Linked DNA regions of Homo sapiens: region 2 is linked to region 1. The links are chromatin contacts, found by Hi-C or POLR2A ChIA-PET in ENCODE. All regions are on one chromosome and are shown on one strand. The core of a region is the stretch at or near the end of the contact, and the rest is flanking DNA. Distances in the headings are between cores, read along the strand shown.

The links. Hi-C counts contacts between places; a loop is a spot of excess contacts on that map. ChIA-PET counts read pairs that join two places held with the same protein, here RNA polymerase II (POLR2A). Pooled maps may share reads with other maps.
Region 2: a pooled map shows a loop between it and region 1 (7-fold over the local background). The contact joins the promoter of PRKCB here to the enhancer-like site in region 1. A Hi-C loop is called at or near these places in 2 of 37 single-sample maps with no recorded cell type and 6 of 50 pooled maps. POLR2A ChIA-PET finds 5 or more read pairs at or near these places in 1 of 52 experiments (naive thymus-derived CD4-positive, alpha-beta T cell).

What each region holds. Positions count from the first base shown.
Region 1 is chr16:22,190,093-22,196,719 of GRCh38, forward strand. It overlaps SDR42E2 (short chain dehydrogenase/reductase family 42E, member 2), which reads left to right. Exons shown (of 13, transcript NM_001394319.2): 13 at 47-1,659. The coding sequence ends at 301. It overlaps TRL-TAG3-1 (tRNA-Leu (anticodon TAG) 3-1), which reads right to left and starts at 5,700; the gene lies at 5,619-5,700. RefSeq lists silencers at 45-134, 225-274, 415-514, 6,086-6,165 and enhancers at 220-719, 975-1,054, 1,555-1,614, 5,206-5,335. Within about 2 kb of position 1,264, at least 41 of the 41 ENCODE cell types and tissues checked have a DNase peak (open chromatin) inside an H3K27ac peak, as active enhancers do.
Region 2 is chr16:23,834,733-23,841,056 of GRCh38, forward strand. PRKCB (protein kinase C beta) reads left to right here and starts at 1,251. Exons shown (of 17, transcript NM_002738.7): 1 at 1,251-1,616; 2 at 2,643-2,674. The coding sequence starts at 1,444. RefSeq lists silencers at 747-1,386, 1,417-1,496, 1,827-1,906 and enhancers at 860-1,407, 1,408-1,953, 2,217-2,356.

The DNA of each region.
Region 1 (6,627 bases), core at 14-2,513:
CTCCTCCCACGAGGCCCGCCCTCGGATGCCCCGCCTGTCCCCGCAGGTGCGCAGCGTGGCCGTGACGCACACCTTCCAGATAGCCAAGGCCCGCGCCCAGCTCGGCTACGCGCCGGATAAGTTTAGGTTCGCCGACGCCGTGGAGCTATACGTGCAGTCCACGACCCGGCGGCCCCGCGGCTCCACGGCGCGGACCCTCCTGCGCCTGCTGCTCAGGCTGCTGCTGTTCCTCGGCTTGCTCGCCCTGGCCCTGCACTTCCTAGGCCTGCAGCCTCTGCACGCCGCCGTGGAGCGCCTGTGACCGTCCGCCGTCCGCCGCCCGCTAGGGTCGGCCCCGCTGCACCCTCGCCCACGCCCGGCTCCCTGGGCTTGTACCAGCCCCTGCCCCGCCTTCTGGGTTTGAGCGCGCCTCCGCTCCGCCCCTTGAATCCTGGTCACGCCCCCGAGCCGCTCTCCAGACCTAGCCCGGACCGCCGACTTCTGGCCACGCCCCTATCTACTCCCAGACCTTGCCTTGCGCCCTTCCTGTGTTTTGGCCCCGCCCCTGTCCTGTCCCGCCCCGCCCTCCGAAGTGGGCACGCTCCTGCTCCGCCCCCTGAATCCTGGCCACGTCCCTGGTCGGCCCAGACGCGTAGCCCCGAGTCTCTTTCCATGTTTTGACCACGCCCTTGACCCGCCCTTCAAATTGGGCACGCCTTCTTCCCCGCTCACTGATTTCCTGGCCTAGCCCCTGAGCAGACCTCCAGACCTAGCCCCGCCCCCGTTTTATAACCCCGCCCCTGCTTCACGGCTTGGGCACGCCTCTTCCCCGCCCCCTGACTTCAGAGCCTAGTCCTGAGCCGCTCTCCAGGCCTAACCCCGCCTTCATGTCATAGCCACGCCCCTTCCCGCCCTTCCATGTTTGGGCACGCCTTCTGAGTCCTGGTCACGCCTCTGTCCCGCCCCCTGAATCTTTCCTACGTCCATGACCCTCCCTCCAGGCCCTGGCCCTGCCCCTTTTTTCCTCCCTCCGGCCTGTCCGGTTTCTGATATGGGCCAAGGCTCACAGCTTCCTCCGCCTTCTGGACCTTCTCCTAGTCCCTGCCCAGTCCCGGCCCACCCCCAGATTCTCCCTCATTCTGGTTTCGCCCCCTTTCTGGTCCTCCCCGCGCGCTTGAGCCCACCCTTTGGCTTCTCCTTTTGGGTCTGTCCTTGCTCCTGCCTCTGGACCCGGTCCCGCCCTTCTCGCGTGTAATTGAGTCCTGGCCCCGCCCCCTCCCTCTCTGGCTTCACCCCTTTCCAGCTCCGCCTCCCGGGTAGGTTCTCCCCGGAACCAGGCTGCCGCGTCGCTATGGGCTAACGCAGGCTCGGGTGACGTTGGTATGAGTTTGCGCCGTCGGCTGCTGCTCTGTCTGGTAACATTGCATTCGATCCACCCCGACCCAATGTTCTGGGCTTCTCATTCACACAGATCTGTGTGTTGACAGCCAGGGTTTGGGGAAAAACCGAGACTCAAGCTTCTGCCGAGCCCGACTTGGCCTTTTTGGGTTCCTGTCTGAGGATGACAGCATAGTAAGCACAGGTTTTAGTACCAGAAAGAGCATGAAAAATTTAAAAAAAAAAACTCTTAAAATAATTGGATGTCTCGATGAAGTACCAATAAAGCTATAATGGGAAAAATAGAGTTTAGTTGGTTATATTTTATGATTTAGTACTGTTTCTATTTATTAATTAGAGGTAGTGGTAATCACCATAATCTTTAAAGTTTAAGGTCACGAAACTTCTTTATCTAGCCCTGCTCTCCACAGAAACTTCGCCTCCTATCATCTTGGTATCAGTTATCAGTTGTAAGTACCAAGACATCAGTGTGTAAATACAACCATGTATAGATCATAATATGCACACGTGGGACTGGCAGAGAAGAAAAGCACCACAAGCCTGAGGTGGATGGGATCGAAAGGGCTCATCAGAACCAACATGGCCACCGCAGTGTGTGTCCCACTCTGCTGAACAAGGTGAGCAGTTTGGGAAGGAGCTAAAAAAAAATGTATGCTCCTCTCTGCTAGGCTGAATTTTATGTGTGTATATAATTTTTGAAAGAATAATAATCCTATGTCTGTTTAATGCTTGACAGTGTAAAAGAGCTTTCATCTATGTGATCTTATTTAATTCTTACAGCTACTCTTAAATAGGGTTTATTACTCTCCTTTTATAGATGACGAAAACTGGGGCTTTGTCTCATTCCAAAGAGCAGAGGAGGGTGGGGGTTTCTGCTCTACAGCTGGGGGAATTTGGAGGAGCACCGCCTAAGCCGCCACTGGCCTAAACACAACACGTGGTAACTTCTACTCTTCTACACTCTGGCCATGCCAAGGCTTGCGGTTGAACTCTGGTCTCGTTCTCTCAGAGCCGCAAACCTCGGACCATTTGAAGCTGGCGGTCCTGGGGCTTCCTTTCCTCTCGATAACATGTTTACATCCAAACTCACTTCCTTCCTCTCTTTCTTCTCCCTGCTAATCCTGGGAAATCTGTTCTTCGAGCAGGAAAAACAATCTCACACTGCTCACGTTATTTTCTAGATCTTTTGACTAGTGCCAAACCTACTTTTGAAAATCCAAAAGCCAAGAATCAATTTATTTGTTTTCTGGATTTCTCCAACTCATCTATTTCCTAACACTCTGGAAGCAGAATGTGTAAACCCTGGGCATGGGGACAACATGGATCGCTATGTCAAAAAAGCTTTTTTCCTTTCAAGCATCTTTATCCAATGGAAAAGGAGGTGGCATCCCCACCCAACAGGAAAACTGAATCACTGTAAGAATTTTTGAGACTGCCCAGACCACTAGCCTCCATGAGGTTCTGAAAGGGCAAGTAGGAGGTTCTAGCTTACTTGGAGACGCTAAAGAGAAGCATCGCAAATGCAGAAAACAGAATTGTCACAGTGGGCAGCCCAAGGTGACATAGTCGATCTGAAGGGATTATCAAGACAAACTCATAGGCTTTCCATTATGGGTGCTGAAGCTATTCCCAGTTGTAAACCCAATGCCAGGCATCTAAAACATCCTCAAGTCTCTCTCATCTTGAAAATATCTTCCCAGCAGGGCACAGTGGCTCACACCTGTAATCCCAACATTTTGGGAGGCTAAGGCTGGAGGATTGCTTGAGGTCGGGAGTTCAAAACCACCCTGGGCGATTTGGTGAGAACCCTGCTTCTACATAAAAAAAAATTTTTTTTAATTAGCCAGGTGTGGTGGCACCCAGGAGGCTGAGGCAAGAGAATCACTTGAGTCCAGGAGTTTGAGTCTGCAGTAAGCTATGATTGCACCACTACACTCCAGCCTGGGCAACAGGGTGAGACCCCATCTTTAAAATTTAAAAAAATCCTCCTTTGATTCCCCCATTTTCCCTCCCACAACTGTTCCTTTTGCTCCTCCTTTTCAAAATCAAATTTTGTGATGAATTGACCATACTTATGTTTCCATTTCTTCTCCTCAACCCATTCCAAAATGGCTTTCAGATCATCAATGATCTTGTCCATAAATCTTAATAGATATTTTTCCGTCTTTATTTTGCCAATTATCTTAGCTGTGTTCAGCATAGTTGACTGCCCCCTCCTTCTTGATCCGCATTTCTTGGTCTCTATGAAACCACACCTGTTTTCCACGTATATTGCTGGCCAGTCCTTTCCCGTCTCTTTCGCATCTCTTTCACTGGCTTTTCTTCCACTGCCCTCCCTTTAAGATGATGTCTCTCGGGTCTCTGTCTTGGCCCCTCTTCTCCCTCTGTGGGATCTTTCTGGATGAGTTCATCCCTTCCCATGGCCTCAGTCTCTAATACCTCCCAAATCTGTATCATTTCCTTGGAGTGCTCTCTTGACCTCCAGAAATCTATGTCCAACCTCCTACTCAACCCCATATCCCACAAGAATCTCCAGCTCAATGAAAATCAAACTGAAGTCATCATCTCCCACAAACCTGCTTTCCATCTATCTTGTGTTCCCTCCCAGGAGAGGAGAGGCACCACCAGCCATCCAATGACCCAAGCCCAAATCCTGGGCGTCACTTTTGACGTGATCCTCTTCTTCTCGACATGCTCATCTGTGGATTCTGTCAAATCTATCTCTAAAATGTCTCCCTGACTCACTCCTTCTGTCCCGCACCCGGCCACTATTGTGGTACAAACCACTGTCCTTTCTCCTAGACAATTGCAATAGGCATTGAATGGGACCTCCTGTCCCTGCTGCCAGCGGGAACTTTCTTTTCTTTCTTTGTTTCTTTGTTTCTTTCTCTTTTTTTTGACACGGAGTTTCACTCAATCGCCCAGACTGGAGTGCAGTGGTGCGATCTCGGCTCACTGCAACCTCCGCCTCCCAGGTTCAAGCAATTCTCCTGTCTCAGCCTCCCAAATAGCTGGGATTACAGGTGCGTACCACCATGCCCAGCTAAATTTTGTATTTTTGGTAGAGACGGGGTTTCACCGTGTTGGCCAGGCTGGTCTCAAACTCCTAACCTCAGGTGACCCACCCGCCTCAGCCTCCCAAAGTGCTGGAATTACAGGTGTGAGCCACCGTGCCCAACCAGTGAACTTTCTAAATTCCAAATTGGAACATGCCACTCTCTAGCTCAAAAGCCTTCCATGGTTTCCCATTGCCCTTGGGAAGGGACCAAGTTCAAAGCCTTAACTCGGCATTCATGGCCCTCTTTGCCTGTCTCTTCGCCTCACCTATTGCCAATACTCCACCTCCACTCTCTGTGCAGCTGCCCTGAATTACCTTCACAGCGTCTCAGCCTTACCAGGCTCTTTAGGAGTTCCCTCTTGGAAATCCCCTCCCACGCCTTCACTTGGCTAATCTCAATTTCAGGCCCCAGCTAAATGTCACTTCCTTGCTTCTCAGGGGCCAGGTTAGCATGCTGTACTGCCTAACACTCCTCACAGGTGTAATTAATTAAAATGACAATGTCTGCAAAGTCGATGGGTTCAAAAACATGCCTGCCTTGTACACCACCACAGCCTCAGGACGAGCACGGTTTCTGGCACATAGTAGGCCCTTCATAAACAGCTCAACAACTGTTTATAAATGAAGGCCCCTAAATCAAGCCTGAAAACCAAGTAAGAGGTGAATCAATGAAGCAGAGACCTCAAGGTTGGCACCCCCACATAGGGCCAGACCCCTACTACTCCAGGGTCACCTGACAACAGAGGTTTATGGGGTCCCTGGAGCCCTCTAAAGTACACGGAGCAGGCCAGAAAGGGACCCCCGTCCCTAACTCAGGTCATGATTACAACCACCCCCAACTAACCCCAGGAAGACCCAGACAGGCTGTTGGGAACTTTTCAAGCTAGCTCAGATGCTTTCCCCTGGAAATGGGGAGATGTGTTTTGTTTTTTTGTTTTGTTTTGAGGGAGCTGGATGGGTAGGTGAAAGAGAGGTTTGTGTATTGGGCTAGACAGTGAAAGAGCCTGCACTGCAGTTTCTGCCTTTTCTCTTCCCTTCCCCCTTCCATTAAAAAAAATCCATTATAAGCAATCTAAAGCTTTAAAAAAGAAATACATCAGAAAGGAGAAAAAAGGAAGAGAAGTTGGCAAAGGACTACATAAAGAGATGGTTTATGGATAGAAAAGTGAGACCTTCTGAGGTGTGGCAGCGGTGGGATTCGAACCCACGCCATCGAAATGACTGGAGCCTAAATCCAGCGCCTTAGACCACTCGGCCACGCTACCTCCCGATCGTAGGGCTTCCTATGCCGGCATATTAGTGTGATGACGGAGGCGCCCCGCCCTCAAAGTTTGCGCATGCTCAATATAGAACCGCTGTCTCCTGCGTTGCTCACGGAGACTTGGAGTCACAGTGCTCTCGCGATCAGCAGCAGTAAACACACTAGGAACGCACTATTAAAATGAAGAGTGCCTACATATCAAAAATTAATATTTTTAATATTAAATCCTCACAAGTGTGTTTGGATTTGATTTTGAGTTTTCCTTGGGCGTGATCCTGCCTACAGCCACGTAGGGGCGCTCCCGTGCTGCCGCTTCCTCCCGGGTGGGCCGGGATCTTGCGTGGAGCCCCAGTTTGTATGTTGGGTCCCCAAGGTGCAGACGCTCTGTCCAGTTCAAGGCCCCTCTGTAGCCCTGAGTGGCCTCATGTCCTAGCCCTTGCCCTCGCGATGTAAGAATCAAGAGTTCAGGGAGGAAAACCATTGAACGTTGTTGCAGATTCTTTGCATGTGTGGGCTCCTAACATATCAAAAACTATTAAGCTTTCATAAGCTGTGCGACCCATTTTACAGAGGAGGAAAATAGAGATGCTAAGTAACTAGCCTCGGGTGCCCCAGCCAGCCGGCATTCCACAGCCTCCCAAGACGTTTGTTCGTACGTGCAGAGGATTTTAGTGCTTTTAGAAAAAAAAAAAAAAAGCAATAAATATAGAGTATAACCTAGCAAAATTCCATTTCCTATCATCTCGAATTATTACTAACATTTTGCATATTCGCTTCAATTTTTTTTTTTTTTTTTTTCCTGAGACTGAGTTTCGCTCCTGTTGCCCAGGCTGGAGTGCAATGGCGCGATCTCGGCTCACTGCAACCTCCATCTTCCAGGTTCAAGCGATTCTCCTGTCTCAGCCTCCCAAGTAGCTGGGATTACAGTCGC
Region 2 (6,324 bases), core at 1-2,500, 1.6 Mb after region 1:
ATTCACTTGTTCATCCATGCCCTCACTCAATCAACCAATATTTACTGGGGTCTTGGGAGGTGTCAGGCACTGAGCTTGGTGCTGGGCGACATGGTGGTGAACAGCCCCCCTGCTCTCACAGAGCCTAGGTCTGGTGAAGGAGCTCACAGCCTAATGAAGCTCTGCGTTCCCAGAGTGGGGGACATGGTGGCAGTGGGTATCTTTAGGCCTTGTGCATGAACAGGGCGCTAAATAACATTGAATTACACATTGTAGACAATTATTACCCTTTCAGTTACCTTCAGATCACATCAAGGAGAGAGTCCTGGTTGGATAGTAATGTCTTTAACACCCCTCTAGCATTTATTAATTTCCTCTCTTAACAAATAAAAGATGACTTCAGTCGAAGATGCTTAGGACAGATGACGGCACCTGGAGATATTTTAATAATGTAGATACCTCTTGCTGTTCAAACTCAGACCAAAAGAGATAGGCTTTTTTTCCCCCAGAGGGTGCACAAATACGACCAGAATTTGTGAAGACGAGTCAGAAATGAATGAAATTTGGAAAAATATTGATCTACTGAAATCCTTCCTCCCCACACTATTAGCCCTATGTTACAGTTGGGGAAACGGAGTCGTTTTGCAGAGGGGATGGACAGAAGGTAGGGAGTTCTCTTCCAAACGTGCAGGAGGCAAGCAAAGCCAAGAATCTTCTCTGTGGTGGAGTTAGAGACATATAAAATAAAGATCGCTCCTCCCCTACCTCTGCAGAACGTGTGTGTGTATGTGTGTGTAAGTGTGTGCGGCCACAAGCCTTTCCGAATGAGTGACAGCGGGAGCCCATCCCTCCAGGAGACGCGTGCAGAATGACCAATGGGATGGATGGGGGTGGATGGGTACCAGTCTCCGCAGAGGCCGGGGTGGAATTCGCTGCGCCCCACCCCTTCCACCCGCTCCCCTTCGCCCCGTAGGTCTTTCCACTCTCGCTCCTCCCCTGGGCACATCTCCTGAACGCAGCCCCGGGGGCCGAGGACGGGGTGGGGTGGGGGGCGAGGCTCGGGTCCGACGACCCCGGGCTGCGGTCCCGGCGCTGCAGAGCTGCGGCTGTGCACGCTTAGCCGCGAGGCCCGCGGTAGCCCGGGCGCCGATATGTAAAGCAGCTGGCAGCGCTGGGCGGGGCCTGGGCGCGATGCAAATGAGGAGGGCGGGGCTGGCCCGGGGCTCCGCCTCCCTCCCCCGCAGCTGGGGCCAGCGGTGCCAAGCGCAGCTGGACGAGCGGCAGCAGCTGGGCGAGTGACAGCCCCGGCTCCGCGCGCCGCGGCCGCCAGAGCCGGCGCAGGGGAAGCGCCCGCGGCCCCGGGTGCAGCAGCGGCCGCCGCCTCCCGCGCCTCCCCGGCCCGCAGCCCGCGGTCCCGCGGCCCCGGGGCCGGCACCTCTCGGGCTCCGGCTCCCCGCGCGCAAGATGGCTGACCCGGCTGCGGGGCCGCCGCCGAGCGAGGGCGAGGAGAGCACCGTGCGCTTCGCCCGCAAAGGCGCCCTCCGGCAGAAGAACGTGCATGAGGTCAAGAACCACAAATTCACCGCCCGCTTCTTCAAGCAGCCCACCTTCTGCAGCCACTGCACCGACTTCATCTGGTGAGCGCGCGCGCGCAGGGCACCTTCCCGGGCCCCCGAGGGCAGCGCCGCGCCAGGGACCCCCTCTCCGCGCCCTCTGCGCCCTCCGCGCCCTCCGCACCCTGGGACCCCGCGTCTCCGGACTCCCGGCTCCGGACCCTGCTGCCCGGGACTCCCGGATGGACAGTCCTGCCGTTGCCCTGTCCCCACCCTGGTCCCAGACGGGCCGCCGCGGGGCGCCTCCTGCCCTCTCCTGCTCTCAGGCGCCTCTAGAGCGCCCAGGGGCGGCGTCGCGGGAGCCTTTGCTCCACCTGACTAGGAGCGCGCGGGGTCTGTGCCTGCCCTGGAGGGCAGCGCCTCGGGTGCTCTCCGACCCGGGGTTCCCTATCTCTCCGCCTGCTTCCGGGCGCGAGGAGCCCTCGCCCCCCACCCCTTGTTTCCGGGGGGGGCGGCGCCCTGGGTGTCCTTCTCTATCTCCCTGCGGGCATGGGACATCCTTTCTCACTCCTCTGTGCCTCCGGGCAGCGCCCTGTGTTATCTCCCATTGCCCCTCCCCGAGGGCCTGGGTTCCCCTTTCCACTCCTCGGTCACATCACTGCGGGCCCCTTTCTTCCCCAGTCCCTCCAGTAGTGGGGCATCCTTTCCTCCTTCCCAGTCCCCCTCCCAGAGGACACCACCGCCGCGGGGTCACTCTCGCCCTCCCTCTGAATGCGTCTTTATCTCTTCTCTTTTCCCGAGGGTGCTCGGGGCATCTATGGGTACATCTGTCGCCTGCCTTCAGCCCCTACCCCGACGGAAACGCTCCCCACTATCCCGCCACCTGGTGGTCGCAGCCTCCTCTCTTCTGCAGGAGTGAAGGCAGATGGGGGTTACAGCCGAGCTCCCACCTACCCCCACAAAGGCGGAAGACTCTTGGGCACCCGCCTGTGGCTGGGAGTTTGCACCTGGGGTACAGAGGCAGGGAGGAAGGCGGGTGACTCTGTGGGTAACTAGCTGGAGGCTGGGCCCCCCGGGCTGCCTGACATACACCTCCTTCTGCTTTTGCAGGGGCTTCGGGAAGCAGGGATTCCAGTGCCAAGGTAGGCTCTGGGGCTTTGGGGATGCTATTTGTGGGAAGAGAGGGTGAAAAATACTTTATAGAAGAAGTTACTGAGTTAGGCAGAGAGTGAAAGAATCACGTTGGTCGGAGTGACCTCCCAGGCTAGGAATTCTTCACCACAACAGGGTCCTTTCAAGGGGTGTGTGTGTGACTGGGGCCGATGGCGCTTGGGAGTCTTACATGCCAAGGAAGTTCACCTACCCTTCCTGCCTTCCCGGCTCTGGAAGAGTCAAAGCGGTCTCCTGAAGCAATCCTGGCATGGTCAGTTCCGCTGGGGGAGAAAGTGTTTTCCCGGGACGTTTCTGGGAGAACCTGTCCTCCTTAGTTCCCCTTTCTCTGCCCATGTCCCTTCCTTATCTCACCCAGGGAGGTTCTGCCTCTCCCTGCCTTGCAGAGGTCTCTGCAGGTGGCTGCCGCTCCTCTGCAGATGGTGCATCCCCTAGAAAGGCGACTGTGTTTGTCGCCTGGGCCTCCTCTCTCTCTGAAAGAAGTATTTCCAGAGGGAGTGTTTCTCAGATCCTGGTTTAAATCACCCTATCTTCTGGGTTGAAACAGAAAGGTCTCCAGGGCACTGGTTACCTGAGTTCTTGCATCTGGCTTGAGATCCTGGACTCTAACCAGGGGTATCAAACCTGCTGGTGGTGAGTTGATCACGTGTAAAGTGTCCCCCTCCCCCGTCTTTGGGGCTCATGTCTAAAAGACAGATTGCAAATTGGCTCTCCAGGACCAAAAGTTACCCGCAGCTCTGTGTAGCCCTTAGGGTGTCTTACTTGTGAATTTGATGTGAACGTTTTAGAACTGGGAGATTTCACATACACATCCTAATTTCCAACTTTAACTTTGCTGAGAAATGGTCTCACTTTCGCTTGAAAACAATCGTTTGGAGCTGAGAGCCGTCGTCGTAGATGGGGAACAGCCTTACCATTTTGTCTCAGTTGATCCCAGTGGGGAACACTTCACCCATTTCTGGCCCCTGTGGGCATTTAAGTTTGCAACCTCTCATCTGGAAAGTTTGTGTGTTATGTTTTCTTTTTAATTTAAATTTTAATTTTTCACTCTTGGGCTTGGTAAGATTGAGTTTGGTAAGAAACGGCACATTTCTGGGGTATTGTATCTTTAGGGGCAAAGTGACCACCACCCTGGTGAGCTGGGTTTAAATCAAAAGAAAGTATTTGAGTGTGGAAGAGTCTGACGTGATTTAGCACTGACTGACAGTTTTGTGGCTGCACCTCCACCCTCCAGGGAAAAGTAAAGTGATCCCTAGTGAGTGTAGGTGGCATCGTCAGTGGTGCAGAATGTTTGCTTGCTGGCAGCATGGCACTGTGCTCCTCTGAGACTCTTGCATACTCTTCTGAGATCGGGGTCCCGGTGGGCTCAGTGAGCCCTGCCAACCTACCCAGCCTGTCTTACCAAGATTTGGATCCTCTGCACCACACCAGAGGACTCCTCAAGTCTCTTTAAGTGGCAACAACTTAGGCCCTGGTGCAAACAAATTTGGATTGTTTTCTAGAACTTTGACCCCTCAAACAAAATGCCAATGGTGTCTTGGCACCGGAATGTGTAATTTCTTCTTTGAGGTTGCCTTTCACTTCCATGAATCAGTTTCAGTCTTTGTCTCTTGCTGAGATCGGGGGCGATTTTTAAACATTTTTACCACGGATCTTCTATGCCACCTGCTCTGCTGTTATTGATGGATGGGAAAGTCACTTTGGAATGTGCAAGGCATGACACATTTGAAATAGGAGATCCTTTAACTCAAAGTCTGGAAGATAATAGGAATTTTCTGATGTTAAGAGAAAAAGGCAGAATTAAAGTTTGTAATGAAATATGGGCGCTCTAGAGATAGGAGTGTCTTTTTTTTTTTTTTGACAGGGTCTCACTCTTTTGCCCCGGCTGGAGTACAGTGGTATGATCAGAGCTCACTGCAGCCTCAAACTCATGGGCTCAAGTGATCCTCCTGCATCAGCCTCCTGATTAATTGGGACTACAAGTACGCACCACCATGCCTGGCTAATTTTAAAACAACTTTTGTAGAGAAGGGGTCTTGTGATGTTGCAAGACTGGTCTTGAACTCCTGGCTTCAAGCAACCCTCCCACCTCAGCCCCCAAGTGTTGGGATTATAGGTGTGAGCCACTATGCCCCTCTGGAGTGTCTATTTTTTAAATTGCCTTTCTTTTTCTCTTCCCTGCCTCCCCACCAAGAGGCAGCGTAGAGAAGTGGGCATTTGCACAGGCTACCAGGCAAGTCCCTGTCGGTCTGAATCCTAGCTTTGAGACTTCCCAGGCATATTACTTAGCCTCTCTGTATTTCAGCCTCCTTGTCTATAAAACGGAGTCAGTAACAGTACCATAGTGTGGCTGAGCAGCTCCAACTCATTGCAATATCCAAGATTCTTGGACCAGAGCTTGACACAGAGTATGCTCAGAAAATATCTGCTCTTATGATTGTCCCCAGACTACCCCAATGGTGGGGCAGCTGGCACGAGAGAAGACTGGCTCTGCAGGGTTGCTTTGCTATGGAACTGCCTGCCAGGTAAGAGTCAAAACTCAGCCATGAACTTCTGGTCACTCTGTGTAGCTGCTTTGACAGCATATTCCATTTGGGCAGCAGTAGGGAGGAGTGAGGGGAGGGGCAGATTGGCAGTCCCTGAAATTGAGATGTTTAGAATGGGAACATATAGGAAAGAGGGAAATTTATCCCTGGTACTCAGCATTGCCTGGGACTAATTCTGGAACCACTGAGGAGTTCCTTAGTATCTGATTGTTCTTGGTATCAGATATTTCCTCTGAAAGTAAATCCACTTACGATGGAATCAACAGTTTATACAAAACACATAAGGTTTTATGATCTCACTTAAGTCAGCAATCCAGAGCCCAGGGCCTCAGGTTCCTTTGAGTTTTCTGCTCCACTATCCCTGGGGAGTGACAATTATCTCATGGTCCAAAAAGGATGCTAGACGCTGGAGTCCTCACACCCTTCTTTCAGCTAGCAGGAAGGAAGAAAGGGGTAAAGAAGGGCATATAGCACATGCTCGGTGTCACTTGTTTAAGTTGCTCAAGATCCTTCTACCTACATCCTCTTAGCTAGGGTTTAATCACATACCCACACCTTGCTGTGAGGGAGCATGTGGGAAATGTAGTGTTTATTTCAGGCAGCCACTATTTAGAGGATGTTTCCATTTCAAAAATACAAGCAGAGAGAGGATGTTGTCTCTGCCACTCTGGTAGGAGGTGTGTAGGATGATCGCAAGGCAAAGAAACCATTGAGAGTAACCTTCAGGCTCTATTACATTGTCATGGAAATTGGGGACACTGCTATGGGTTGGGAGAGGAAGGATGGAAAACTCATAAACCTTGGGAAATTATGGATTTCTGTGTGCTCAGGGGAGCTTAAGAATAGATTTTCTTGCTTTCGTATGATGATAGGACGAAACTCTAGGTTGACTGCCTCATAATTTCTCCCTTTTTGTTTCCACTCTGTCTATTTCTTATAAAACCACTCTCTGGGAGGTAATTTAAGAATGTGTTTGATGACAGGGAACTGGGGCTGAAGATCCCTATTGTAAAATTGCCTAAATTCTAGAGTAGAAGTGGAACTCCTTTGACAAGCAAGGCAGATTTCTCTCTATG